Regions from separate parts of the Homo sapiens genome. Here regions 2 and 3 are each linked to region 1. A link is a loop called in an ENCODE intact Hi-C map of the cell type or tissue named here. Cell type or tissue: IMR-90. All regions are shown on one strand. Each heading gives the region's core, and the rest is flanking DNA. Links, peaks and the distances in the headings are about the cores only. Region 1 overlaps LINC01839 (long intergenic non-protein coding RNA 1839). Region 2 holds the start of LINC02054 (long intergenic non-protein coding RNA 2054). Region 3 holds the start of LINC01839 (long intergenic non-protein coding RNA 1839).

Region 1 (10,070 bases), core at 1,056-9,055:
TTATCAGATATCACAATATATGTATGCCTGGTATTTCTTTAACCATCACTTTGTTTTAGATGTGCTTCCTACAAAAATTATACATTTTAATTTGGTTTTTCAATCCAACCTGAGAGTCTTTATCTTTCATATGAATATTCAGCTCTTTCACACTTAGTGTAACAGCCGATATATTTGATTTTATTCTTTCCATCTTTTTTTATTTTTACTATTTGTCTTAATTTTTATCTTTTTCCTCTTTTCTAATGTATTTTCATTACTATTCATTTCTTTCTCCCCCTTTGTTAAATTAGAAGCACTCATGGGCTTTCCTAATCAAAACTAGATTTATTTACTGTTGTATCAAAACATGGCAACAACCTGCTGCCACACCCCCAGGTGCTCACTGCTTGGGCGCCCTCCTCCCAGTGAGATAAATCCTTTAAAACACCTTTGCTTCCTCACTGTTCCCAAATATTCTCAACTCCTTGTTTTTTTCAAAGACGGTTCAGTGTTCCTGACTTATAACTAATATTAAGTTTGTCCCTTATGATAAAACCGTTCTTACTTCACACTCATATTACAAATTTTCGCACTATTCTCATCCATTTAAATCTAACAATATATAATGCAAACATCATTTCTCAGTAACTGTCTCCCTTTCTTTCTCATATTTCCTTTTGTTGAAGTCTCTAGATTCATTTCTTATTTGGTTATTCTTGGCATCTTTCTTTTACTTGACAGGTAAGTGGTCTTTTACCTGTGTATAAGATTCATAGGTCCCTGTCCTTTCTCTTAATATCTGTAGTTATTAGTCTATCATCCCTTAGACCCTAGGGCTGTGGCAAAACAAAACAAAACAAAAACAAACAAACAAACAAAAACCTCCTATCAAGCTAGTAATATAAGGAAACTTCCTTAATACAGTAAGGTTACCTACAAAAAAAACTTATCACAAACATCATAATTAATGGTACAATGCTGAAACTTTTCACCTTTAGGTCAGGAATGAGGCAAGGATGCTCAATTTCACTATTTCCACTTAACATATTATTGTATATCGAAGCCGGTGAGAGAAGGCAAAACAAAGACATAAAAAATTATATTATTTAGGCCGGGCACGGTGGCTCACATCTGTAATCCCAGCACTTTGGGAGGCTGAGGCGGGTGGATCACGAGGTCAGGAGATTGAGACCATCCTGGCCAACACGGTGAAACCCTGTCTCCACTAAAAATATAAAAAAGTAGCCAGGCATGGTGGCAGGCGCCTGTAGTCCCAGCTACTCCACAGGCTGAGGCAGAAGAATGGCGTGAACCCTGGAGGCGGAGCTTGCAGTAAGCTGAGATTGCACCACTGCACTCCAGCCTGGGGGACAGAGAGAGACTCCATCTCAAAAAATATATATATAAAATAAAATAAAAATTGTATTATTTAAAAGAAGGAAATAAAACTATCATTAGCTGTAGGCAGTGTGACTGTGTATGTAAACATTCTAGAACAATCTAAAGATAATATGTTTAATTTAATGAATGGATTTAACAAGAATGCTGGCTCCAAGGTTGATATACCAAATATAGCACTGATTTGTAGCTCACTATTATTGCCACGTGTAACAACAGGAAATAATCCCACAAACATAATACAGAGAGAAAGGAGCAAAGGATTAAAACAAATACAGCATCATCTCATTCTTTTTTTTTTTTTTTTTTTTGAGACGGATCTCGTTCTGTTGCCCAGGCTGGAGTGCAGTGGTGCGATCTTAGCTCACTGAAGTCTCTGCCTCCTGGGTTCAAGCTATTCTCGGGCCTCAGCCTCCCAAGCAGCTGGGACTACAAGTGTGCACCACCATGCCTGGCTAATTTTTGTATTTTTAGTAGAGACGGGGTTTCACCATGTTGGCCAGGCTGGTCTCTAACTCCTGACCTCAGGTGATCTGCCGGCCTCGGCCTCCCAAAGTGCTGGGATTACAGACGTGAGCCACCACACCCAGCCTCATTCTATTTGAATAATATATTTTTTTAAACTAAGATATATTGTTTAGAGATATACATATACTGTTTATTACAGAAATCAGGCATTTCAGAAATTAGAAATCCCTCCCTGGTGGGGAGGGAGATTATTGTCTATAAGGGGCACAATGGAGCAGGAGGAGCAGTTCTAAGGTGTTGACAATGGTTTTTTTTTTTTTTTGAGACGGAGTCTCGCTCTGTCGCCCAGGCTGGAGTTCAGTGGCGCGATCTCGGCTCACCACAACCTCCACCTCCTGGGTTCACGCCATTCTCCTGCCTCAGCCTCCTGAGTAGCTGAGACTACAGGCGCCCGCCACCATGCCCGGCTAATTTTTTTTGTATTTTTAGTAGAGACGGGGTTTCACCGTGTTAGCCAGGATGGTCTCGATCTCCTGACCTCGCAATCCGCCTGCCTTGGCCTCCCAAAATGCTGGGATTACAGGCGTGAGCCACCGCGCCCGGCCCGACAATATTTTATTTCTCTACCTGGGTTGTAGTTACACAACTGTTCACTTTATATTTATCATAAGCCATATATATGTGTGTATATATATATGCGTATGTATAAAATCCTAGTTTTCTATATAGAGATATATACCATGTTTATCAATAGGAAGACTCAATATCATAAAGTTGTCTACTTCCCCAAATTAGTCTATGAAGTTACTGGTTTTTTGGTTTGTTTGTTTTTGAGATAGCATCTCACCCTGTCACCCAGACTAGAGTGCAGTGGCGTGAGCATGGCTCACTGCAGCCTTAAACTCCTGGGCTCAAGCCACCCTCCCACCTCAGCCTCTGGAGCAGCTGGGACTACAGGTGAACGCCACCAAGCCAGGCTAAGTTTTTTTTTTTTTTTAATTTTTGTAGAGATGGGGCCTTGCTATGTTGCACAGACTGGCCTTGAACTCCTGGCCTCAAATGATCCTTCTGCCTCGGCCTCCCAAAGTGCTGGGATTATAGGTGTGAGCTACCGTGCCTGGCCCTGAAGTTACTGGGTTTTTTTTTTCTTTTTCTTTTTTATTATTATTATTTTTTTACCGCTTATCCTCAAGTTCTATGAAGTTACTGTTTTAATCAAAATTCCCAACAAAGATTTTTATAGAACTGGTATGCTAACTTTAAAAAAATGTACATTTCACAATAAAAATGCATGTAAAGTACTATAATAAAAGATGAAACAATTTTAAAAATAGAACTCTTGGAGTGGGGAAAGCCTTTCTAAGTAAAGGACAAAACTCAGAAGACAAAAAAGGAAAAATAGAACATGTGCAAATACATTAAAGCAAAATTCTGTATGGAAAAAACAAAAAAAGTAAAAAAAAATGAAAAGTTAGAAAAAATACGGCAACTCATATGTTATATAAATAGCTAATTTCCTCAATATATAGTTAGCTCTTACTATCAACATAGGAATAAATACAGCCCAAAAGAAAATCAGCATACAGCAAGAAAAGATGTATAAATGGCTTAAAGACATACAAAAAGATGGGTTCTATTTCAACCATAATTAAGAAAATGCATATTAAAGAAAAAATAAGTTCTTCATTTTAAAATTTGATAATATAAAGTGTTAGCGTGAATGAGGGCAATGCAGATAGGCAATTCTCATGCGTTTGTTGGAATTGTAAATTGTTGCAATCTTTTTAGAGAGCGATTTGGCAGTCTATCAAAATTACACATGCATTTATTCTCTGCCCATTCCTATAGGGATGCTCCCATTGTTGTAAAGCTGTATGTATAAGAATGATGATTGCAGTGTTGTTTGTTATTGCAAAAGACTGGACACAAGTTAACAGGGAACTGGAAAATGAACTGTGTAGTTATTTTTAAAATGAGCTAAACTTTATGCACTAACATGGGAAGATTACAAAGGGAAAAGCAAAGTGCTGAACTGTATTTTATACTTTAATTGGTGTCAAAAAAATGGATGGGATAGATTTGGAGAGAATATAATCATATGCATAATTGTAGGAGACTACAATATTTCTGGAAGGCTACACAAGAACCTGTAAGCAGCGGAAGCCTGCTGGTGGGGGAGCCGATAACCTGAGGTGGGCAGGTGGGCAGCTGAGTTCCATTTGTACGCTTTGTACTTTTTTTTTAAGAGATGGGGATCTTGCTGTGTTACCCAGGCTGAAGTGCAGTGGCTATTCACAGGCGCCATCATGGTGCACTACAGCCTCAAACTCCTAGGCTTAAGTGATCCTCCTGCCTCAGCTTTCTAACGTGACTACACTGTGCTCATGTCATTTTCCATTTTTTATAAATCTATTGCCCTATATTCTCGCTCTGTCTCTCTGTCTCCGTTTCTATTTGCCTCTCTATTACACACACATAAACTTTGTAAATTCTTAAGTGCATAAAAATTCTCCTGCTTTCTTCCTTTCTCCAAAGGTTCTAATACTTTTTGTCAAACTGGAGAAAACTCACTGTAGAGGCCATCTTCCCATGACCCCAATCTGCATGTTGATACAAATCATTAAATACTTTTAAGGATTATAACTGAAAAGGTTTACAATTAAAACCATACGTAAAGGTGTTGTTTTCCAATTATGAAAGTAAATCCTGGAGACTGCTGAAATTTTATAGAAATCAAGTATCTAGGAATAAATGTAACAAAAGATGTTAGATATATATGAAAAACTTTATTGAAGGATTTTGAAGAAGACCTAAATAAATGAGACATATTCCATGGTTATCAATAGGAAGACTCAATATCATGAAGATGTCAGTTTCCCTAAATTAACCTAGGAAGTCATTGTTTAAATCAAAATCCCAACAAAATGTTTATAGAACTGACAAGCTAATTCTAAAATATGTATGAAAATGCAGAGAACTCCAAATAGTTGAGATAGTCTTGAAAAAAAAATGTATGAATACATGCTCATCCAGAAATCAAGACTTATTATCAAGTTATAGTATGTGAGAGTGCAGTATTGCTAGAGGACAGAACAATGTAACAAAATAGAGAACCCAGAAACAGACCACCACTTACTGGGAAATTTGATTTATGGCAAAGCCAGCATTGCAGATGACTGGAAAAGGATGAGCTGTCCAATAAATGCTTTGACAATTATTATCCAAGGAGAAAGATGATCTCTCCACCACACCTTTACAAAGAATCAAATCCAGATAGATGTAAGACCAAATATAAAACGACAAAATTTAAAAACTTTTAGAAGAAAGTGTAGGGAAACTTATATCTTGGAAGAGGAAAAGGTACTTTAACCATGTCAACCAAAGTACAAACTTTAAAGAAAGAGGTAAATTAGAATATGTGCAGATGTAAATTTTCTGTGTCTTGAAAGACATCACAAATAGTTATAAGATAAGCCATGGAGTGAATGACAATATTTGCAACTCATCCATCTGATGAAAGATTAAGATACAAAATTTATAAAGAATTCTTAAAAACCAACAAGAAAATGTCAACAACCAATAGAAAAATAGGAAAAAGTTATGATCAAGACTTTACAGTATAAAAAATACCAATAAACATAGGAACAAATGCCTGACCTCTAACCCCATGGTAATTAGGGAAATGCAAATTTAAACCATGAGAAGTAACCACACCCATTACACTGGAAAAGAACTGACGTGATGAGAGGCAGTGTTGAGGGCTGGGAGTGTTACTACAATGACTCATCTGCTGCTGGCAAGATCGCTTTGGAGAACGACTGGGCAGTAATTTGTAGCACTGAAGTTAGGCATCCCTTGCAATGTCTGTGGCCAATGCTAGGTGCACTCCATAGAAACTCACATGTGCACAAGAAGACACAGACCAGAATGTTCATCGCGGCACTGTTTGTAATAAGAACAAAATGGAAACATTCTAAATTTTCACAGCAGGAGAATGGATCAATACATTTAGTATGATATTAACAAGTCTACTATACTGCAGTGAAAATGATTTTTTATTTCTTAAAAAACAACAAACATATGTAGTGCCATGTGCCAGGCTCTGCTCTACGTTTTTGAGAAATATTAAGTCATATTTACTGAATGAACCAGAGCCAGATTCATCAACATGAGTCGACATGGATGAATCCCCAGAGCACCAAGTTGACTTAAAAAAGCAAGTCAAAGGAGTGTGCATAATACTTTGTCATATATGTCAAGTTTGAAATACTTATATAATGTTTAGGAATCCACTCATATGTAATAAAGATAGTGAGAAGTCACCTCAGGGATGAGGGTGAGGAAGGTGGTGAAGAGGGTCCCTAAGGGGCTTCAGCAGTGAGGTTGCTCCATTCCCCATGATTATTGATGGGTAAGTTCTTCTCTATACCTTGATATGTATCTGAAATAGTTCATAAAAAAGTTTTTTCAAAAGAAAAAAAAAGCACCCATTCCTATTTAAAATGTATTTCTTCCAGTCTTTCCACTATGCTTAGTTTATATACTTGTGATTATCTTGTGTATACAAACTCACCTTGTGCCTTTTACAGAATGAGAAAATTTCCTTATACTATCGAAAACTTTTCAGAAATGTTATCAATGACAGAATGATATCACAACTGTGGATACACCATAATGTATTTATCAGTGCCCAACTAGTTGATTCCAATTTTAGATAATTTTTTTTCTCATTTTTCAGTGCAAAGAATGTCTGTGTCCATAAAAGCTTTGGGGGAATATTTGGGATTATTTCTTCTGATGCATGACCACTACTAGAACCACAATATCAAACAGTGTGAGCATTCAAAGACTCTAACTCTGTATTATTACATTTTGCCAAAACAGCTAGACCAGTTCCGCCCCCCTCCCCCGTCCCTGACTGTGCCCGGATCACTCCACTTCCTCTGTAGCTCTGTCAGCCCTAAACAGTTTCCTTTTAAAAAGCCCTTACTATTTTGATCGGTGACAATGGAAGCTTATTTGTATTGTTTTGAGAACACCCCCCACAAACGCACGTAAAACCTCTATAAAGGGAGAACCGCCTTGCTGCTGAGGGCGCGGTGGGACCCGTCGCAGGGCCAGCTGCTCCGGCAGGTGCCCCCAAAGGGTCCCGCAGGTGATCCTCGGGGACTGAGCGCCCATCGCCCTTCCTACGCACTCAGATCCGCCGAGCCCAGCGCCCGCCAGAGCCCAGAGAGTCCTCGGGGTCAGAGTGGTCACGTCACCGTCATTCTTTTCCTGCCCGACTAGTCGCTCTGGGCTCCCCGGGGCCGGGGGCCGGGGGCCGAGCCGCCGCCCCGATTCCGGCTTCACCCGCCCGCAGCGCGCGGCGCCCCGCGCTCCATTCGCGCTACCTGGCGGCTGGCAGGCTGCCCCACCCCACCGCGGGCCACACACAGCCAGGGTGGGACCCCGGCCGCTTTCTCTTTCCCAGGGAGAGGACTGGAATTTGGGGGGGAGGTGGGAATTGAGGAAGTCGGGAAGGGAGGAGTAGAGAGGTGGGTGAGAAGGGGGAGGATGCTTCTAGAAGGCGGGTGAGGGAGCTGGGGAGGCCAGGAAGGGGAGGAAGGGGTAAGAGGTGCGGGAGGGCCTAACGGGGAGACTCCGGGGGCAATCAGTGGGTATTCACAGGGAGCTGGGCGCGAGCATCAGCGGGATGAAAGGCAGGTCAGGGCTTGCCCGTCAGGTCCGGACTGCGCCCTGGAGGGGCTCCCAGTAGAGCCTGCGCAGGAGCGCGGGGAGCGCGCAGCCCAGGCCTCTGGCCAGGTGGAGCAAGAGGAGGGCGGAGGTGGACAGCGCATCTCGCCCGTGGAGGACGGGCAAGGACGCCGCCTGCCCAGCTGTTGGAGTCTCCTGGGCACGGACTGAGGGGGAGGGTCTGAAGAGCCCAGAGATCCCAGAGGGACCAGCTTCTTGTTACAGGGAAAATCCTCACCACCGAGAGATGCAATGAGTGAATCACGGTCTAGCCCTGTTTGGGAGACTCTGTGGCCATTAAAAATGGCGATGCTCCCCAGAGTGTGTGGGGCACAGGAATCCTCTAGGGGGCTTACGAAAATGCAGATTCCGGTTCGGGCCTGACATTCTGCTCTTCTCACAAGCCCCCTGGCTCCTGCTATTGATGTAGAGCTAGCTTTAGATTGTACGGTAAAGGGAAAACCAGTAGGTGTGGGATGAGCCCATTTTGGTTCTTTGAAAAATGTGTTTCTTACACAAACACACAAACACATATACATATGCAGGAAATAAGATGCAAAAAACAAGAAAACACCAACTATGTTTTTCCCTAAGAGATGGGATTCTAGTCGATCTAAATTTTCTACTTTTTGCTTATCTCTATTTCCTGAATTTTCTTCAGTAAACATACATTCCTATTGTAAGAAAAAAGATTCTCGCAAAACCGTAGAAGTTACTTATTTCAAGGAGAGTGTAGGAGTCAAGGGAAAGCCTCCTTTGAAGGTTTACTAAAAATCACTGACAAAAGGCAGATTAACGGGAAAAAATGCATACAAATTTATTTGATCACAGTTTATGTGACATGGGAGCCTTTAGAATGACAACCCAAAGATACAAGAGAAGCTGTTTTTTGTTTTTGTTTTTGAGACGGAGTCTCTCTGTCGCCAGGCTGGAGTGCAGTGGTGCGATCTCGGCGCACTGCAACCTCTGCCTCCCAGGTTCAAGCGATTCTCCTGCCTCAGCCTCCTTAGTAGCTGGGACTACAGGTGCGCGCCACCACGCCCAGCTAATTTATTTCTGTATTTTTTAGTAGAGACGGGGTTTCACCATATTGGTCAGGCTGGTCTCAAACTCCTGACCTTTCCTTCTGGGGATGGGGCAGGGCCCCTCTTTGGAATGGGGTCCTATGAACTACAATCAAACAAAGTAGTCCAGGCACGGTGGCTCACACCTGTAATCCCACACCAGCACTTTGGAAGGCTGAGGAGGGTGGATCACTTGAGGTCAGGAGTTCAAGACCATTCTGACCAATATAGTGAAACCCTGTCTCTACTAAAATACAACATTAGCCGGGTGTGGTGGCACATGCCTGTAATTTCAGCTACTCAGGAGGCTGAGGCAAGATAATTACTTGAACTCAGGAGGCAGAGATTACAGTGAGCCGAGATTGCGCCATTGCACTCCAGCCTGGGCAACAAGAGCGAAACTCATGTCTCAACAAAACAAAACAAACAAACAAGAAAAAAACAGTAGGTTAGATCATTTCTTTTTGTTTTATCTTTTGAGACGGAGTCTCTCTCCGTTGCCCAGCCTGGAGTGCAGTGTTGCCATCTCAGCTCATTGCAACCTCCACCTCCCAGGTTCAAGTGATTCTCCTGCCTCAGCCTCCCGAGTAGCTGGGATTATAGGCACCCAACACCATGCCTGGCTCATTTTTCATATCTTTAGTAGAGATGGGGTTTCACCATGTTGGCCAGGCTGGTCTCAAACTCCTGAACTCAGGTGATCCACATGCCTCGGCCTCTCAAAGTGCTGGGATTACAGGCGTGAACCACTGGGCCCGGCCACATCTCTGGTTTCTATGATCTGTCTTGGGGAAGAAAGATTCTAGTTTCTAGGGCTAGCTGCAGGGGAGAATGAGGGGCCAGAGACAGGAGGACAGGAGAAGATCAGAGAAAAACTTTTGCATCTGAGGCCTTCATTTAGGCTCATTTTGTTTTCTGATCCCCAATGAGAGAAATCAGGCAGACGTTTCCAGATTTCCCTCAATTGGAATTAATTGCTCCTCCTGTGCCCTATACTCCTCTGCCTCCCAGGTTCAAGCGATTCTCCTGCCTCAGCCTCCGGAGTAGCTGGGATTACAGGCGCACGCCACCACGCCCAGCTAATTTTTGTATATTTGGTAGAGACAGGGCTTCACCACATTGGCCAGGCTGGTCTCGAACTCCTGACCTCAGGTGATCCGCTTGCCTCGGCCTCCCAAAGTGCTGGGATTATATGCATGAGCCACTGCGCCGAGCCTCTAGCACCTAATTTCTTAATTTAGAAACTTAACTTTCTTATTATCAATAAAACACTAGCTTCAAATTCAGAAGCCCACTCTTCCAGTTCCACATCACTGAAACTCTGTTTTCTCATGTATGAGCTTGGGGTGGTGGAATCTCTCTTGTACAGCTCAAGCTCCAGTGAGGGGAGAGATGGGTTCTCTATGAGTGAAGCCAGGTGCA
Region 2 (10,070 bases), core at 656-8,655, 120 kb before region 1:
GTGGATCACCTGAGGTCAGGAGTTCGACACCAGCCTGGCCATCATGGTGAAACCCCATCTCTACTAAAAATACAAAAATTACCCGGGTGTGGTGGTTTGCGCCTGTAATCCCAGCTACTTAGGAGGCTGGGATAGGAGAATCAGTTGAACACTGGAGGCAGAAGTTGCAGTGAGCCGAGATCGCGCCATTGCAGCCTTGGGGACAGAGCGAGACTCCATCTCAAAAAAAAAAAAAAAAATTCACTCAGTATTTTTCTAAGTGTTAGTCAGTGAAAACTTCATTACCCAGCTTTGGCCCCGCTCCCACTCCCACGCCAGGTTCTACCCCTACAGTGCCTTCTGCAGCGCCTTGATCCTCACCTGTGAAGTGGCTGTGATGTCCCAGCATAGGGTATTTGTGCGACAGCTTCAGGAGCAGGAGTGCACTTCTTTCTGCAGAAATAAGGAAAGCTCTGGAGTGCGTTTAAGGGAAATCTGACCTTTGCATTGAAAATGGCCAGGGAGGTACACAAACAAAAAGTTTGAAAAAAATCTTCCCTAGCTTAGAGAATCGGGCAAATTTTCTGCAAACTGGCTAGAGCTCCCCCAGGGGAATCCATGCTTCTCAGCTGATGGGTGTTGAGCAGGCCTGGAGGTTGTCCTCTCCTCACGTGAGCAGCAGAGATTGGCCAGGGCCCCAGCCATTTCTTGGGAGGAGTCATTCACAGTTTTTTCTTGTCCACCTGCCTTGGCTGGGCTGGCTCAGCCTCTTTTGGAGCCTCCATTTTTGGAGTTCGTCATGCTCCACTGAGGTGCCAGGCCTACTGTGGGGACAGAGACTCCTCACTCTCTCATTTGGGCAGTGGGACAAGCAGGGGGCACAGATAGAGGCAGCCGATGCCAGTGCAAGGGTTGCTGCCTGACAGGCATTGAACTGGATACTTCTCCATGCAGGGGCAGAAGGGCTGCTGTTGAGGTCTTGGGAAGACAACTCGGTCAAGTACATGTGCTTCCGGCCCAGCAGCTGGCGGGTCTCATGAGCCTGCCTGGCAAAGAGGCCTGTGAGACTGGAGCAGGTGGCCATGGCTGTGACCTTCCACACTTATGGTAAGAACACCCTGGAGATCACAGGCAAGGCTGGTTGGTGCTGCTGGTCTTCCTGGTGGCCCGGCAGCTTTTAACATGGTGGCCTGGGTCCCTGACCAGCCCCCGACTCTGAGGGAAGGTGGGGAAGAGGGAGGGAAGCCAGGGGCTTTCTCCCCAACACTAATATAAAAAAAGGAAAGGACTTGTCCTTTAGGGAGAAAAAAAGAACGGAAAAAAAAACCCCCAAGAATTTGTCCTTCAAAACCCGAACCTTTTGTGGTCTTTTCTGCCTTCTATAGGGGTAGCAGTGGAGACATATTCTTTTTTTTTTTTTTTTTTGTTTGAGACAGAGTTTCACTCCTGTTGCCCAGGCTGGAGTGCAATGTTACCAATTTCTTGCATATAAGAAAAAAACCTTTTAAGAATGGGGATGTCTAAGATCCAAGTTTAAGTTGTTTGCATTGTTGTGATACAGACCAGTGTTTTTCTTTTTCTTTGTATTATTTTTATTTTTGAAATAGAGATGGGGAGTCTCACTATGTTGCCCAGGCTAGTCTTGAATTCCTAGTGTCAAGTGATCCTCCCAACTCAGCCTCCTAAAAATGCTGGGATTTCAGGCGTGAGCCACTGCACACATGGCCTAGACCAGTGCTTTTCAAGCATTCATGCACATGTGAATCATTTGGGAGTCTTGTTGAAATGCAGATGCTGATCAGAAGGTCTGGGGTGAGGCCTGGGATGCTGCCTTGCCGACAAGCTGCCAGGTAATGCTGCTGCTGTTGGTGCAGGAACACATTACGAGTAACAAGGCTGTGGACGGCCCATCACCTGACATTTTTAGCAAAATCCGCCATACTACAAAGCTTCATGTAAGTGTATTCACTCAACTAATATTTATTGAGCAGCTTCTTTTGTCAGGTACTCTTTTTTTTTTTTTTGAGACGGAGTTTCGCTCTTGTTTCCCAGGCTGGGGTGCAGTGGCGCGATCTCAGCTCACCACAACCTCCGCCTCCCGGGTACAAGTGATTCTCCTGCCTCAGCCTCCCAAGTAGCTGGGATTGCAGGCAATGTGCCACCATGCCTGGCTAATTTTGTATTTTTAGTAGAGATGGGGTTTCTCCATGTTGGTCAGGCTGGTCTTGAACTCCCGACCTCAGGTGATCCAACCGCCTCGGCCTCCCAAAGTGTTGGGATTACAAGTGTTAGCCACTGCACCCGGCTTATCAGGTACTGTCTTAAGTGCTGGGGGTTCGGCAGTGAATTAAACCAACAAAAAGCCCTGCCCATGTGGTTTATAGTCTAGTGGGGGAAAACAGTCAATAAATATAATAAACAAGTCAGTTATATAGTGTGCCAGAAGAAGATAGTACTATGGAAAAAATAGAGCAGAAGGAGAACTGGGAATTCCAGAGGGAGAGGATCTGATTGCAATTTTATTTTATTTGTATTTTGTTTGTTTTATTTTTGTTTTTTAAAATTCTCTTTTCAGTCAGGCTTGGTGGCTCATGCCTGTAATCCCAGCACTTTGGGAGGCCGAGGTGGGCAGATCGCTTGAGGTCAGGAGTTCGAGACCAGCCTGGCCAACATGGTGAAACCCCATCTCTACTAAAAATACAAAAATTAGCAGGGTATGGTGGTGCGCGCCTGTAATCCCAGCTACTTAAGAGGGTGAGGCAGGAGAATTGCTTGAACCTGGGAGGTGGAGGTTGCAGTGAGCAGAGATCACACCACTGAACTCCAGCTTGAGTAGACAGAGTGAGACTCCGTCTCAAAAAAAAAAAAATATATATATATATATATATATATTATTTATTTATTTATTTATTTTTGTCTTTGCTTTTTTCTGGTTGCAATTTTAAAAGGGGTAGTCAGAGAATGCCCCAGTGAGGTGACATGGAAATAAAGCCATGGGGATATATAATACTTTTTAAAAATTCGTGAACGTGACTAAGTTCCTTGTCAGGAGAAATGAAGGGAAGAGACCTGCCATAATGGTGAGATTCATGTGAAATCAATAGGTTGGTAAATATCACAGTAGGAGAGGACCCTAAGAAAATGAGTCCCTTGGGATATTGGGGTGAGAACTGGATCTCTACAAAAATAGAGGATAAAGTCTTGATTCAATTATATTTAAATCTCAAAGGACTTAGTGTTTCATCTAACATTTAAATGATATGCTATGTGAAGATGAAATATGACCAGAGTGAGCATAAAACAATAGCTACTACCTGGTACAATGAGGTCACATCCATTCATGGGTCAGTTATGCTTGCACAAGTTTGCTTACAAGATGCAACCCACCCAGGCATTTGCCAGTCTGGAAAAGGGGAAGAAGGAAGGGGGATCTACTCACGACTAGGAAGGGACCCTATCCTAAAATCTCCACTCAAGAAGAGTTGCAATTTAAGCACATATCTTGTGGTCGGAAACGTGAGAGGCCAAAATGCCACATGAAGCATAAATTGGTTTCCAGGTTGGCAGACAAGGGAGGCTGGAGTGTGAAAATCTCACTGAATGCCTCCTAAAGAAGCACTGGGCCAGAAAACATAAAGAATCTCCTGGAAGCTCTGAGGCAAGGGGTGAATTTGAAAGAAGGGGAACAGCTGGGTGCGGTGGCTCACGCCTGTAACCCCAGCACTTTGGGAGGGCGAGACGCGTGGATCATGAGGTCAGGAGTTCAAGACCAACCTGGCCAATATGGTGAAACCCTGTCTGTACTAAAAATACAAAAATTAGCCGGGCATGGTGGCACGCACCTGTAGTCCCAGCTACTAGGAAGGCTGAGGCAGAAGAATCACTTGAACCTGGGAGGCAGAGGTTGCAGTGAGCCGAGATCACACCACTGCATTCCAGCCTGGGCAACAGAGCAAGACTCCGTCTCAAAAAAGGAAAAGGAGAACAAAGGAAAGGTGGTGGTGAGGGGAGATACCCAGTGGACCGTCTTGAAAGAGGAGGCTCCAGATACTGGAGGACAAAAGATGCCTCATTCTCCCCCAGTAGCTCCAGCAGCTGGAACCAGCCCAGCCTGTTTTTCCTTCCAAAGGAGTAGGGGCTCACCTGGGGAGAGGCCCAGCGCTCTTCCTTCTGACACCCCCCCCCACCCAGGTCCGAGGACATCTAAACCAGATTTACAATACTTTCAGGAACCCACCACCCATCCCTTTGGCAAAAACATTCCTGCACCTGCTGGCTGATGCCTGAAATTCCTTCAGTAGAAGTTTTTTCATCTCAAACTGGAAGATGAGAATTTTAAAATGCTAATGACTGGTTAAGATATTAGGTCACCTGTTTAAGTATAATCTATCAGTCAACAAATGTGAATGATTATTGTCAGATCCCATTGCTTTTTTTCTTTTTTTTGAGACAGAGTCTGGCTCTGTCACCTAGGCTGGAGTGCGGTGGCACGATCTTGGCTCACTGCTACCTCGGCCTCCCGGGTTCAAGCAATTCTCCTGCCTCTGCCTCCCGAGTGGCTGGGATTACAGGCGTGTGCCACCACACCCAGCTAATTTTTGTATTTTTTAAGTAGAGACGGGGTTTTGCCATGTTGGCCAGGCTGGTCTCGAACTCCTGACCTCAGGTAATCAGCCTGCCTTAGCCTCCCAAAGTGCTGGGATCATAGGCGTGAGCCACCGTGCCTGGCCCCCATTGCTTTTTTTTTTTTTTTTTTTGGAGACAGAGTCTCACTCCGTCACCCAGGCTGGAGTGCAGTGGCGTGATCTTGGCTCACTGCAACCTCTGCCTCTGGGGTTCAAGCAATTCTGCCTCAGCCTCCCGAGTAGCTGGGACTACATTACCTGCCACCATGCCTGGCAAATGTTCTCTATTTTAGTAGAGATGAAGTTTCACCATCTTGCCCAGGCTGGTCTCAAACTCCTGAGCTCAGGCAATCCACCCGCCTTGGCCTCCCAAAGTGCTAGGATTACAGTCATGAGCCACCGTGCTGGGGCACGGCGGGGGGTGGGTGGGGGCGGGCATTGGTTTTTGATAAGAGGGAGGGTTAGAGAAAGGGATGGATAACGGAAGGGTAAGGAGGTAGGGGCATGGGGACTTCACAGCCAGCAGGAACATTTACAGCGGTTGGGTTGTTTACCTTCAACAGCTCCGCAGAGGAATAGTCACTGTGTGGGGAGGAATTTCTGTCCTGCGCATCTGTGTGCTCACCCAGCTTAGTGGGAACTCTGCCACTCAGACATATGATTCACATCAACTGTGTTTTTCATGAGTTTTAGAGACTTTTTTTTTTTAAAGCAAGGCTGACATCATTATGAAGGAACTTTTTTTTTCTCATAGGTTCCAGCCGAGGTACCACTGGAAATGGCACCAGGGAAGACCTTCAAAAGAAGGTTTTTTTTTTCCCCTCCCCTCCTCCAGAAATAGGTGAGTGAGGAGACTTCCTGACTTGGCTAAAATAAAAAATTATAGCACTTTATTGTTGACTGATTATAGATGTAACAATTCTCCACTGGAAAAGTTTCAGAAAATAGAAAAGTATAAACTGAAGAAAATTTATTTACTTAATAAAATTAGAACTGCAATTCAGAATGAGCCTCATTTACGTTTGATGTTTTCCCTAGTCTTTTTTATCCTGAACATTATGATGCCATGATTTATTTCAAAATTTCAGATGGTAGTTTTAGTGAATCATGCTTTTTAATTATAAAAATGTTTCCTTGAAGTAAAAAATTTTGGTTAAAAAATCAAACAACAAAACAAACTAGGAAAAATTCTTTGTGGAGAATACAGAGTTTTTTTTGGAGTTTTTCTTCTTTCTGTGTGTTTTGTTGAGTTTGCCTTGTGTTTATAGTTTTATATCTCTTTTCCTTGCTTGGCTCTATTACCGCACATATAAGTTTTGCCATAGATTGTCAGAATTTTAAGAGAAACGATGCTAGGCCAGGCATAGTGGCTCAATCCTATAATCCCAGCACTTTGGGAGGCTGAGGTGGGTGGATCACTTGAGGTCAGGAGTTCGAGACCAGCCTGGCCAACATGGCGAGACCCTGTCTCTACTGAAAATACAAAAATTAGTGGGGCGTGGTGGCAGGTGCCTGTAATCCCAGCTACTTGGGAGGTTGAGGCAGGAGAATAGCTTGAAACCGGGAGGTGGAGGTTGCAGTAAGCTGAGATTGCACCACTGCACTCTGGGGTGACAGGGCAAGACTCCTTCTCAAAAAAAAAAAAAAAAAGAAAGAAAGAAAAAGAAAAAAGAAAAGAGAAACGATGCCAGGTGGCTGTTCTCTTTGCACATCTGGATGAAGACCCAGAGGCTGGGGTGACACTAAAACTCCACAGCCTGAGCCCCATCCAGCTGATGGCAAAGCAGATACTTCACAACTGCGCCTTGGTGAGAAGTGAGTTTGGACACCCCAAATGAACTGCAGTTGGGAGCAGCTCCCAGCTCCAGCTCCAGCTCCCTGTTCATTTTCCAAGAGGTGGCAACAGCCAGAAGGAGTCTGAGATGTGACTCCCAGGGAGGAGGGGTCGCTCCTGAGGATCAGTCCAAAGTTGCTACAAGGCTGGACGCCCTCTCTCCATATAGCTGTGGTTACCTTAACAGTTTGCAATGTGTGTATTCATTTTGGTTGCCAAGAAGACTCAGCTGAGTAGATGTGGGCTCTGTAGACATTGTGAGAAGAAGGGAGGCAGGGAAGTGTGCTTTGCTAGTGACTTGGTTCTTGACCACCATCACCTCAGTTTTGTGACGACTTCCCGGAAATACGGCCAGCCTTGAACTGGCAGCAGTTTAGTAGAGTGGTATGAACCGAGAATGACACTTGTTAGCTGTGTGACTTTGGCAAGGCATTTGCCATGCCTGAGCCTCAGTTTGCTGCAACATGGTCTTAATGATGGTTACCTGCATGATTGTCACAAGGACCATAGAAAACGTATGTACATGCTTGGCGTATAGTTGGCACTGAATGCCGTCACTGTAATTGAATCTGACAATGGGTGTGAGAACCATTAGGGAGGGGTGAAATGCTCCCCATGCCCATGAAAAGGTGGAGGGGACTCAGTGCTCCGGCTTCTATTATGTGATGCGACAATAACTATTACTGTGGGCATGACCACAGCCTTTCTACCTTTGGCAGCCTGTCAAAGGGAATCTTCTGGAGCCAGCCTCTTCCCTCCTTTCCCACCCGAGAGAGGAAACATTCTTGCTGGGAATGAGGCTGTCAATCTACCTGATTAAGAGTGAGAGAAGAGAGGTGGGGTACAGCGGTGAGGGCTGTAGGGCTGGAGGGGGTGGGTAGGTGTGGAGGAGAAGTCTTCAGAGGCATGTGTGGGTGAGGGGGAGTGGAATGAGAGCAAAGAGATTCTAACATTCTGGGCTGTGTTTATAGGTCTTCTTTAATATTTTTCAAGATATGAATTAAGTGAAATTTCTCTTTCTTGGTAAAATATATATAACATAAAATTTACATTTTAAGGCTGGGTGTGGTGGCTCACGCCTGTTATCCCAGCACTTTGGGAGGCCGAGGTGGGTGGATCATGAGGTCAGGAGTTCAAGACTAGCATGGCCAAGATGGTGAAACTCCGTCTCTACTAAAAATACAAAAATTAGCTGGGTGTGGTGGTGGGTGCCTGTAATCCCAGCTACTTGGGAGGCTGAGGCAGAGAATTGCTTGAACCCGGGAGGCGGAGGTTGCAGTGAGCCGAGATCCAAACAGAAACTCTGTACCCATTAAATAATAACTTCTCACCCTACCTCCTCCAGCCCCTGGTAACCTCTATAACCTTGATTCTACTTTCTGTCTCTACACATTTGCTTATTCTCTATCCTAGACATCTTATATAAGTAGAATCATACAATATTTGTCATTTGTGTTGAGTTTATTTCGCTTAGCATAATATTTTCGAGGTTCATTCATGTAGTAATATGCATCAGAATCTCATTCCTTTTTAAGGCTAAATAATATTCCATTATATGTACAGTCATTCCTTAGTATCCATGAGGGATTGGTTCCAGGATCCCCGAAGATGTCAAAATCCAAGGATGTTCAAGTCTCTGATATAAAATGGCACAGTATTTGCATATAACCTACACCTATCCTCCATATACTTTAAATCCTCTCTACTTATAGTACCTAATACATTGTAAAACTATGTAAATTATTATGCTGTATCATTATTTATTTATTGTTATATTGTTACTTTTTCATTTTATTTTGTCTTCAATACATATACTTATTTTTATTTATTTATTTTTTTTTTTGAGATGGAGTCTCACTCTGTCGCCAAGGCTAGAGTGCAACGGCACAATCTCAGCTCACTGCAGCCTCTGCCTCCCAGGTTCAAGCTATTCTCCCGTCCCAGCCTCCTGAGTAGCTGGGATTACAGGCATGTGCCACCATGCCTGGATAATTTTTATAGTTTTAGTAGAGACAGGGTTTCACTATGTTGGCCAGGCTGGTCTTGTACTCCTGACTTCAAGTCATCTGCCCGCTGTGGCCTCCCAAGGTGCTGGGATTACAGGTGTGGGCCACCGCGCCTGGCTGTCTTCAAATATTTTTGATCTGTGGTTGCTTGCATCCCTGGGTGGGAAATCGTGGGTACGGAGAGGGCTGACGGTATAGTCCACGTTTTGTTTCTCGATTCATCTGTCGAGGAACATTTGGGTTGTTTCCACCTTTTGGCTATTGTGAATAATGCTGCTTTGAACACTAGTGTACAAGTATCTATTCGAGTCCCTGCTTTCCATTCTTTGGATAGATATTTAGAAGTGGAATTGCTGGATCATATGGTAATTCTGTGTTTAATTTTGGAATTTTTCTTTAAGTGCCTTTGGCTGTCAAACTGCATCTTTTGTTCTCACGATGGTTCTCAAATCCTTTCATTCTGTTATAGTTTCTCCCCCTCTTTATTTCATGCCATTGATTTGTTGGAGACACTGGCTAATTTGTCTCTAGAGAATGATCTACCGCTTAGATATATTTGTTCCCTACTCACAGTGTCATTTAATTTGTTCCCTCATCCCCCATGTTTCCTGTAAACTGAAAGTTAAATACAGTCTTCATTGGATTCTGGTTCAAGTGTGTGACAGGAATAGCCTATAGAAGTGCTCTGTGTTTTTCACTGGATCCTATCAGGAGCTACCAAAATGTACTTCTTTTTTTTTGGAGCCAGGGTCTCACTCTGTCTTCCAGGCTGGACTGTAGTGGCACCACCACAGCTCACCGCAGCTTCGACCTACTGGGCTCAAGTGATCCTTCCACCTCAGCCTCCCAAGTAGCTGGGACTACAGGTGCACAGGTGTATGCCGCCATGCCTGGCTATTTTTTTAATTTTTTGTAAAGATGGGGGGGGGGTCTCACTATGTTGCCCAGGCTGGTCTTGAACTCTTAGACTCAAGTGATCCTCCTGCCTTGGCCTTCCAAAGTGTTGAAATTACAGGTGTGAGAAACCATGCCTGACAAAATGTACTTCTTAAACATAAACATAAATTTACTCTGAGAATGACCCACCTGGGTATGTGGGGTAAAACCTCTTTATTCTGTGACATGAATTCTTAATTTATGTTTATTATTTGTTTATTTATTTACTTTTAGAGACAGGGTCTTGTTTTGTCACCTAGGCTGGAGTGCAGTGGTGTGATCATGGCTCACTGCAGTCTTGACCTCCCTGGTTCAAGTGATCCTCCTGCCTCAGGCTCCCAAAGTGCTGAGATTACAGGCATGAGCCTGTGATTGTGCAGTGGGATGATCTCAGCTTACCGCAACATCTGCCTCCCGGGTTCAAGTGATTCTCCTGCCCCAGTTTGCATTCTTAATTTCATTCATAATGCTCTGGGGTAGGTACTATCACTCCCACTTTATAGAAGAGGAGACTGAGGCTTAGAGAGATTAGATAAGATGTGCAAAAAAACACTGTTAGTAAGTGGCTGAGCTGGGATTCAAAGGAAGGGACTTGTGGAACATGGATTTGACGGGTCATTTCAGCTTTAAGGGAGAGGTCAGCTGTCCAAGGGTCCGCAGACTCAGTGCCCAGGATCCAGGTCCCCTTGA
Region 3 (10,070 bases), core at 1,198-9,197, 46 kb before region 1:
TCATTCATTATTCTTTGATGGAAGTCAAATGTTCTTTGGTTCTAGGAAGTTTTCTTGTTTTATATTTTGAAAATTCTTGCCCCTGCCCCATATGTTTCTGTTCCTAGTTTCTGGGGTTACTATTAGTCAGGCGTTGGAGTTATGAATTGATCCTCTGTAGATCTTATCTTTTCTTTCACATTTTCTGTTTTGTTAGTTTTTAAAATCTATTTTCTCATCTACCAACCCTTCTATTTAAGTTATTTTTCAGTGATTATATTTTTCACTTCCGAGAGCTCTAGGTTGCTTACTAAATTTTCTTATTTTAGAGCTTTCTGTTCTTTTTTGTGCTCGTAATAGTTTCTCAAATTTCTCTGAAAATACAATATGTAAAAAAGTATGTAAAAATGAAGTTTTCTCTTGTTCCCAAGCTATCCTTGTTTTCTTTAGGGTCATTCTTCCTGTTTCATTTTTTTTCTCTCAGCTTTTTGTTTTAAAAATGTTCAAACACACATATAAGTTGAAAGAAGAGTGCAATGGATACTTATATATCCTTTTCTTAATCGTTATTAATTAATATTTTGCCACATTTGCTTTCTTTCTCTCTTTTTGGTTTTTTGGCTGAATTGTTTGAAAACAACTGCAGACATCACAACATTTTACTCCTAAATATTTGTGCATTTCCTTTAAGAATAAGGACATTCTCCTTCAGGACCACAAGATTGTTATCACACCCCAAACACTTAGTATGAATTGAAGAATATTTTCTGTTGTTCTTTCTTTCTTTCTTCCTTTTTGTTTTTTTTTTTTTTTTTTTTTTGAGATGGAGTTTTGCTCTTGTTGCCCAGGCTGGAGTGCAGTGGCATGATCTGGGCTCACCACAACCTCCACCTCCCGGGTTCAAGCAATACTCCTGCCTCAGCCTCCTAAGTAGCTGGGATTTCGGGCATGCGCCACCATACCTAGCTAATTTTGTATTTTTAGTAGAGATGGAGTTTCTCCATATTGGTCAGGCTGGTCTCAAACTCCTGACCTCAGGTGATCCACCCGCCTCGGCCTCCCAAGGTGCTAGGATTACAGGCGTGAGCCTCCGTGCCCGGCTGAAGAATATTTTCTAATATACAATTCATATTTAAGTTCCTCATTTGTGCCCACTGTTACTTTAATAGCATTTGTTTCAGATCCTGGAACCAATCAAGAGTACATATTATAGTTCGCGATTATGTTTCCTTACTCTTTTTTAACCTAGAACAGTCCCCTTCCCCTGCCCCTTACCAATATTTTGGTGGTTTTTTATGTCATTACATTTCTGAAGAGCTCAGGCTAGCTCTCTTGTGGAAATTTCTACACTCTGGATTTATCTAATTGTATAAAGCAGGTTCGGCATTTTTCTAAAGAACACTTCCTAGTTAATTTTAAGATGGCGTGACATCAGGAAGCAGGTGCTTCCTCGTGATTAGATCCCGCCTGTGCACTGTCAGCAGCAACATCACATGCATAAAGCTGCATCCTTTTCAGGGCAGCACACTCAGGGACCCACATGTCCGCCTGCTTTTCATGGCTGATGTTGATTTTGACTACCCAGTCAAGGTGCTGCCTGCTTTATCCACTTATTTTTCCCTTGCAACTAATAAGCCATTTGGGGGGAGAAATGTTAAGACTATGTAGATATTCTGCTCTTCGTCAAACTTTGTACTGTTGATTTATCACCCATTTTCCTGACCTAGGCCATATCCTGCTGGTTGTAAAATGATGGTTTTCAAATTTAACCACTCCCTCTACATTGATCAGCACTTTCTGGCTCTACAAGATGTTCTAGACTCATCTTGTACTTTCCATATCCTAGTCCTAGAATCAGCCACTTCTCCAAGAATCCCTGGTTCTTTGAAGTGGTTGCCTTTATTATTGGAGGATACTTTCACTGGATATTAAATAGGTTATAGGTTGGCAGTCTCCACTCAGCCTTTGGTACTTTGAAGATGTTCCATTGTTTCTTGGCATTATTTATGATGAGGTCAGTGTTTTGTCGTGGTTTCATTAAACTTTTTTTTTTTTTTTTTTGAGACAGAGTCTCACTCCAGCCCAGACTGGAGTGCAGGGGCACGATTTTGGCTCACTGAAACCTCCACCTCCAGGGCTCAAGGAATCCTCCCACCCTAATTAGCCTCCTGAGTAGCTGGGACTACAGGCATGTGCCACCAGGCCCAGCTAATTTTTGTATCTTTTGTAGAGACAGGGTTTCGCCATGTTGCCTAGGCTGGACTGAAACTCCTGGACTCAAGTGATCCACCTGCCTCAGCCTCCCAAAATGCTGGAATTATAGATGTGAGCCACAGCACCCCGTCCTAAACATTTTTTTCGTTCGATGTTTCATTTTTCTCTGACCGCTTTTACAATTGTTTTACTTATCTTCGGTTTTTAGTATTTGAGCTTCTTGGATCTGTGTGGTGATATTTTTTCATTATATTTCTTCAAATACACTTTTTTCCTGCCACAGTGTCTCACCTCCCCTACTGGGACTTCAGTTACACGCATGTTAGACTGCTTAATGTCCCACAGGTCACGAAGGCTCTGTTCACTTCTTTGCAATCTTTTTGTTTCTCTCCGTGATTCACTTTGGATAGCTCTGTTGCCTTCCCTTCAAATTTATGGACTTTTTTTCCTGCAGTGTCTGATCTGCGCTTAAACTCATTCAGTAAATGTTTCACTTCTGATACTGTATTTTCTAATTCTAGAGTATCCATTTTGTCCTTTTCCATAGTTTCCATTTATCTAATCAGTTTCCCCATTTGTTTACTATATTCAGCTTTTCCCTTTAAGTCCTTAACCATATTTGAACATATTTATAATGGATGTTTTAAGATCTGTGTCTGTTAATTCCAGCATCTCTAACATTTCTTGGTTTGTTTTTCTCAACTTTTTTTTCTCCTGATTATGTGTTACATTTTACTGCTAGTTCACCTCTTCAGTGATTTTTTTTTAATTGTATGTGTTACATTATAGACGCTGTGTTGTTGGGATTATGTGGTTTTCCTTTAAAATGTGTTGGGGTTTGTTTTAGCAAGCAATCAATTTACTGGTAGATCAGCATTTTTTTTTTTTTGAGGCTTGTTTTAAGCTATGTTAGGGCTGATTGAGATTACTCCTTTCTTTTACTAGGAATAACCTTAGGAGAGAATAGCTCTATTCCCAAGATGTGGACTTTCTGAAGGTTTGACCAAATTCTGTACTGCCCAGCTACTCTGGCTAGTTGGAACTTCCGTGTCTCTCAGTACTGTGAGAACTCTGTGTAGCTCCCGACTCCCTAACATCTGTCCTCTACCGTGCCTTGCACACGAACGCAGAAATGAGTCTGCATTCTCAGTTGAGTATTTAGCTCAAGACTTAAGGGGAATCCTATGTCGATTTCCGCAGCTCCTTCTCTGTGCAACTCTCTCTTTTCGGTATCCTGCCCCACAACTTTCAGCTGCCTCAGAAGGCTTAAAATCAAATGTCTGCCTTCTCAGCTCAATGAGCTCACTGTGCTGTACTTGGGCTCTGCCTTTCTGTACTGTGGTCTAGAACATGGATCTCACATGGATTTCTCTTTTCACAGGGATCCCGGTTTTGTACTACCTGTTGCCCAATATCTGAAAAAAATTTTATTTATATATGTCATCTAGTTTTTATTGTTTCCAATGGCAAGAAGGCTAGTCCAGTACTAGTCTCTCATGTCTAGAACTGTTAAGAAATTTTAAATGCCAACTACTGTACAACTTTTGAAAAAGCACACTTTTTGAATTCTTATTTCTTCTGTTAGCTTTGGTAAATTTTTTTAGAAAGTTGACTAATTTATCCAAAGTGCAAACTATACTGGTGTAAAGTTGTTTATAATATCCTCTTATTATCTCTTAATGTTTGTAGGATCTGTAGTGATTTCCCGTTTTTTATTCCTGACATTGCTTTTATGTGTATATGTATTTTTTTTTCCTTTTTTCTTGGTCAGTGTTACCAAGAGCTTACTAATCTTTTCATTGAACACTTGGCTTTGTTGGTCTTCTTCTTCCTCCTCCTCCTCCTCCTCTGCCTCCTCCTCCTCTTCTTCTTCCTCCTCCTTCTCTTCCTCCTCCTCCTCCCCCTCTTATTCTTATTCTTCTTCCTCTTATTTTTATTCCATGGATTTCTGCTCTTATATGTATTTTCTATTTTCTCTCTTGTACAGCTATTCTGTTACTAGTTTTTGAGTTGGAAACTTAGATGACTGGTTTTTAGCCTTTCTTCTTTCCTAACATATGCATTCCAGGCTCTACATTCCCCTCGAAATGCTGCTTGAGCTGAATTATGTAAGTTTTGGTATGTTATATTTTCATTACCATTCAGTCTGAAATATTTTACAATTTTTGATGTATTTCTTCTTTGATCCACAGATTATTTAAAAGTATATTGCTTAATTTCCAGGCAATTGGAAATATTTGAATTATCTTTTTGTTATGGATTTTTAAAGCTTAATCCACTATAGTTAGAAAATATGCTCTGAATGGTTTAAGTCTTTTGAAATATATTGGAGAATCTGTTATGGCCTAGCACGCGGTCAATGTTAATACATTTTACATGTTCACTTGAAAAACTACGATAAGTATTTTGTCATTATTGAGTGTAAAGCTCTATATGTATCAACTGGGTCAAGTTTGTTTGTTTGTTTGTTTCCCTTCTTTTCCTCTATGAAGAAGAGTATATAAGCATGAAGACTTTATTGGGTTATTGGGTAATAATTCTGCAATTCCCCTCTCATGAGTGTTAAATAATTTTTATGCCTTTTTCTTTTTTTAATCTGTGTATTGTCAGTTACACAGCAACTGACAAACCTTCAGAGAATAAGGGGAAGCTTTCCTTTCTCTCCTACAAGTAGCACTGAAGAACCAGTTTGTAAAGTTCACATAATTTTTATTGTTACCTTTTAAATAGTTTACAGATTATTCTAAGAAAATCTTTTAATGTATCTCCATGACATTTTATAACACAAAAAAGAAAAATGCTAATTGTATGTATATTATAAAGTTTTACCATCATTTCTAAATTAAAAAGTATTAAATTGAGATCGAAACCACCTTTGCAAAATTATGACACTGAAGCAGTTTCATTGTCTGGGGTGAATACCTGGGGTTCGTCATCTTTTGTTAAGAAAATTTAGGACACAAGGAGTTTAGGAGCGGAGGTTTAATAGGCAGAAGAAAGAGAAAGGAGAACAGCTCTCTCTCTAGTGAGAGAGAGGGGCTCTGGGAAGGGAAAGATGACTGGGTCAAGTTTTTAAGTGTGTTGTTCATACTTTTATATCCTTATCAGTTTTTTTGGTGTGTATACCTTTTCTATCAAGATGTTGAGCGAGAAGTATTAAAATTTTCCTCTATGACTGTGAATTTGTCTTTTTCTCCTTTAGTTCTGCCTAGTTTTCTTTATATATTTTAAAGCTATGTTATCGGCTACATATAGATTTACGACTGTGATGTCTTCCTATTCAATTGGCCACTTTATCATTATGAAATGAACTTATTTCTACTAGAGCTTCATGGCTTAATGTCTACATTGCTTAACATTAGTATCACTATCTTTGGGTAAGCTTTTATGTGGAATATAATATTTCCATCCTTTTGCTTTCAACCATCTGTGTCCTTCTATTTAGTGTGTGTCTTTTGTAAGCAATACTTAATTTTTTTTTTTTTTGACGGAGTCTTGCACTGTCTCCTGGGCTGGAGTACAGTGACGCAATCTCGGCTCACTGCAACGTCCGCCTCCCGGGTTCAATTGACTCTCCTGCTCAGCCTCCCAAGTAGCTGGGATTACAGGCCCTTGCCACCACACCCAGCTAATTTTTTTTGTATTTTTGGTAGAAACGGGGTTTCACTATGTTGGCCAAGCCAGTCTCAAACTCCTGACCTCGTGATCTGCCCGCCTCTGCCTCCCAAAGTGCTGGGATTATAGGTGTGAGCCACCATGGCCGGCCACAAACATTTTTTTTAATTGAAAGGCAGTGACATTGGCTAATAAGCAGTTTTTTGTTTTGTTTTTTTGTTTTTTTTGGATGGAGTCTTACTCTGTCATCCAGCTTGGAGTGCTGGGGCATGATCTTGGCTCACTGCAACCGCCGTCTCCCAGGTTCAAGCGATTCTCCTGCCTCAGCCTCCCAAGTAGCTGGGACTACAGGTGCCTGCCACCATGCCAGGCTAATTTTTTTGTGTGTTTTTTAGTAGAGATGGGGTTTCACCAAGTTGACCAGGCTGATTTTGAACTCCTGACCTCAGGTGATCCACCTCCCTTGGCCTCTCAAAGTGCTGGGATTACAGGCATGAGCCACTGTGCCCAGCCATAAGCCATAGGCAGTATTTTTAAAACCCAGTTTGACAACATTAGCCTTTTACTTGCAATATTTAGTCCATTTGCATTTACTGTTATTCCAGATAAGGTTTGGTTTACAATTACTCTCTGTTTGCATGTTATTTGACACATCTGTTTTATGTCTCTTCTTTTCTTCCTTTCTTGGCTTCTTTTAGATTAATAAAATATTTTTTATAATTATTTTTTCTCGTATTAACTTACAGTTATGCATTCTTTTACTATTCTTTGAGTTTTGCACTAGAGATTATCACATAGGATGACCACTTGATTTTCTTTACTTTGTATGTGATTTGGAATTTTTGCTAACAGAATGTTTTCTTTCTGTTTATAATAGCTTTACTCAGATATGTCTCAGAGGTGGCCATTCTGGTCAATTTTCTTGTGTATATAAATACATTCAACATCTAGATTTAGTCCTTTTTTAATTCCAGAAAGTTTTCTTAGATTATAATTTTCATGGTTAAACACTTTATATTTTATTTTATTTATTTATTTATTTTGAGACACAGTTTCGCTCTTATTATCCAGGCTGGAGTGCAATGGCGCAATCTCGGCTCACTGGAACCTTTGGCTCCCAGGTTCAAGCGATTCTCCTGCCTCAGCCTCCTGAGTAGCTGGGACTACAGGCACCCCAAACCACGCCCGGCTAATTTTTGTATTTTTAGTAGAGACTGGGTTTCCCCTTGCTGACCAGGCTAGTCTCAAACTCCTGACCTCAGGTGATCTCCCCACCTTGGCCTCCCAAAGTGCTGGGATTACAGACGTGAGCCACCACGTCCAGCCAACCTTAACTACTCACGTCCAGCCAACCTTAACTACTTTTAAGTGTACAATTTGATGGGTTTTGACAAATAATTTATAGTTGTGTGATCATTGCCACAATCATTATTGGATTATAGTTTTAAATATTATTTCTGTCCCATCGTTTTGTTTTGCTTTTTAGGCAATTCTAATTATATGTACAGTATATAATTTTTTGTTTATTTTCTATAGCTATCACTTTTTTCTCTGATTGTATTTTACCTGTTTATTTGTTTTTGTTTTCCTGCCTATATCCCTTATTATATTTTCAGTTGAAGGTGAATCTATTTGCCTTTAGGCATCTTGTGATTTAATCTTTATTTCTGAAAAGGTTTAGTTTTTTCTTTTACTTTTTTCCTGAGTTTTATTAACTCACTTCATGAGTTATTTTTGTCCATTTCTGTCCTGATTTTTTGAATTTTGGTGTTCTTTTATATCTGTAAATACCTGTCTAATAATATTTAATTCATATTAGACACTGTGTCATAATTTTCCTGTCTCTTAGTTGTTTTGGCAGGTAAGAAATTCATTAGTTGAAGATAGTAGCCTCTGACTTTCTGTTTTCTTCTCATAGTGGCTTTGTGTAAGTGCTGCATGTCATTTTTGTTTACTCAAAAGTATATTGAATTTTTCTGGCCTATCAATAACAAGTGTTTCTTTGTGAGATGGGGATGAAGGACTTGAGTGGCTTACTAAGATTCTTCGTTCAAGAATGCCCTCTTCTATTGGTACCGTGAAGTTCAATTTTCATGAATAGATGGTGCTTTTGTGAGAGAGAGGTTGGTATGTCTTTTGATTCTGATTCTCTTTTGTTTCTGTGCGACTCTGGCTTTCCACCAGTTTGTTCCTTTCTTTTCTTTACCTCTCAGTTTCTTTACCTTCTACGTTGATTTCCTCTCCCCAGACGTGGTGACTTTCCAAGACTGTACTTCCAGTCCTGTGCACTTCCAAAGCCTCTTCCTCGGGGCTCCTCAGCAGCTAGTGCTGACTCACCAGATCTATTCTCAGTACTTCTCCACTCAAGATGAGTGGATCGCAGACCTAGTAGTTTCCTCCACTCATTGTAGCATCCTACATGGAGTGATTTGAGGAACTGCTAGAAGATTTCGAGCAGAGAGAAGTGATTTTATTTGACTTGTGTTTTGAAGGGATGACTCTGGCTGATGGGTGAAGAACAGATTGGGGAGGGGCAAGGATGGAAGCAGAAAGTGTAGCTCGGGTGGCTATTACAATAATCTACATGAGAAATAACAGTGGCTTTGATTGGGATAGTACTAGTAGACGTCATGAGATTTTGGATTTTTTTTTTTTTTGGAGACAGAGTCTCCTTCTGTCGCCCATGCTGGGGTGCAGTGGCGCTATCTCAGCTCATTGCAACCTCCACCTCCCGGGTTCAAGTGATTCTCCTGCCTCAGCCTCCTGAGTAGCTGAGATTACAGGCATGCATCACCATGCCTGGCTAATTTTTGTATTTTCAGTAGAGATGGGGTTTCACCATGGTGGCCAGGCTGGTCTCGAACTCCTGACCTCTAGTGATACACCTACCTCAATTTATTCTTTAAGTGTAGGAGTGTGTGACTTCACTCTTGCTGGGCATCGCCTTAGGTGCTGTTTATAATGTGGTATCTTATCGCTACAAAGAGCCCGTTTTGTCAATCTTATGATCTGTATTTTAACATTAATGCTGGTTAGTTGTATCTAAACTGCAAAAGGGAGGGGATATAATAGAGCTTGTCCAACCTCACATTCCATCATGGCCAGGAACTCGGTTTTAAGGTTTTTCTGGGGTCCTCTTGGCCAAGAGGGTGTCTATTCAGTCAATGGTGGGAGGGAGGAGAAGGCCTAGAATTTTATTTTTAGTTTGCAACGGAGGAACTTCTGAACTATTCAACAGGCAGGCAGGGCAGGCCTTGGACCATCTATTTCACTGCTGAGTCTGGAATTGGTAGAGTGTGTATGGAAAGGAGGACCTCAGGGAGCAGATCCAGCCACTCAGTGGACAGGGTTTAGCTTGAGCAAAGCGGGCTATGGTCCACAGTGGAGCTAGTCCTGTAAAGACACTAGGCAGAGTCTTGGGGCCAACTGCAGGGGCCATGAAGCAGAGCTCACACCCAGGTAAGGCCCTGGGGGTAGGTGATTGTGACTTGTGGGTGACCAGGTGGCAGGCCCTGGGGCAGTTCCCTTCAGAGCCAAGGCCCACCAGGTCGGGAGACTGCAGGCTGTCACTTGTGGGCTGGTCCTTTTGGGATCTAGAGCTGCAGTGGGCTCAGCAGGGGATGCAGGGAGCTTTGGCTGCAGGAAAGGAATTATCATATAAGGATACTGGCAGATTGCATGGAACCTAAGGATAGGAAGAGACGGGCCCTCGGGAGGATTAGGGAACTGGAAGGCAGGCACCAAGTTCCTTTCTCTCATTGTGGTGCCTATGCATCCTCTGTCTCCCTGGCTCTGCCAGATCTCTCCAGTACTCTTCTGTCTGCCTGGGTCGCTACCCTTTCCTTTCTCTTAGCTTTCTCTACTTTGCCTCAGGCCCAATAAAATCTGCCTCATTCTCTGAGATCTACAGGTGAAGGGCCCATGGAGTTTATCTCAGTCTCATGAGAGGGAACCAGTTGGTAACATCCACACCCCATGCATTTTGCATCCTCATATTGGGGACCAGGCAATCAGTTTGAGAGGTGACCTTGTCCAGTCATGGCCCCCAGGGTTGTGGGAGAAGGAATCTCTAAGAAGAGGGCATGGTCAGGAGAAACGATGAGTGGTTTTAGTTTTTGATCCACTTCGGGCAGTTTGCAGAGTAAGAATCTCTGCCCAGGCCCCACTGGGTTCACCAGCTTAGAATCCCTTTTACTGTCTTATTAAATTAACTTTTATTTTGTCGTAGCTTTTTGTAGACATATCAATTACATCAATAAGAT

What was found. Hi-C counts contacts between places; a loop is a spot of excess contacts. Peaks named below come from ENCODE experiments on the same cell type or tissue, not always from the same donor. Only the 100,000 strongest peaks of a DNase experiment are listed, where the experiment ranks them.
Region 2: it touches region 1 in a loop (1.9-fold over the local background); 2 of 110 quality-filtered maps call a loop at or near these places.
Region 3: a loop joins it to region 1, with 2.1 times the contacts of the local background. A loop is called at or near these places in 23 of 110 quality-filtered maps.

Annotation. Positions count from the first base shown.
Region 1 is chr3:184,518,401-184,528,470 of GRCh38, forward strand. The region is part of intron 6 of LINC01839 (long intergenic non-protein coding RNA 1839); the gene reads left to right. Among named protein-coding and RNA genes, the nearest start is that of LINC01840, 33 kb to the right of the region's middle. RefSeq lists enhancers at 6,596-7,400, 7,401-8,203. In IMR-90, for the core only: no CTCF peak of the experiment used is centred there; a DNase peak (open chromatin) is centred at 5,631; H3K4me3 peaks cover 747 bases; H3K27me3 peaks cover 2,923 bases.
Region 2 is chr3:184,394,412-184,404,481 of GRCh38, forward strand. LINC02054 (long intergenic non-protein coding RNA 2054) reads left to right here and starts at 7,126. Exons shown (of 4, transcript NR_161199.1): 1 at 7,126-7,274. In IMR-90, for the core only: no CTCF peak of the experiment used is centred there; a DNase peak (open chromatin) is centred at 5,230; H3K27me3 peaks cover 2,969 bases.
Region 3 is chr3:184,471,772-184,481,841 of GRCh38, forward strand. It overlaps LINC01839 (long intergenic non-protein coding RNA 1839), which reads left to right and starts at 4,129. Exons shown (of 8, transcript XR_924788.3): 1 at 4,129-4,301. In IMR-90, for the core only: no CTCF peak of the experiment used is centred there; no DNase peak of the experiment used is centred there; H3K27me3 peaks cover 3,153 bases.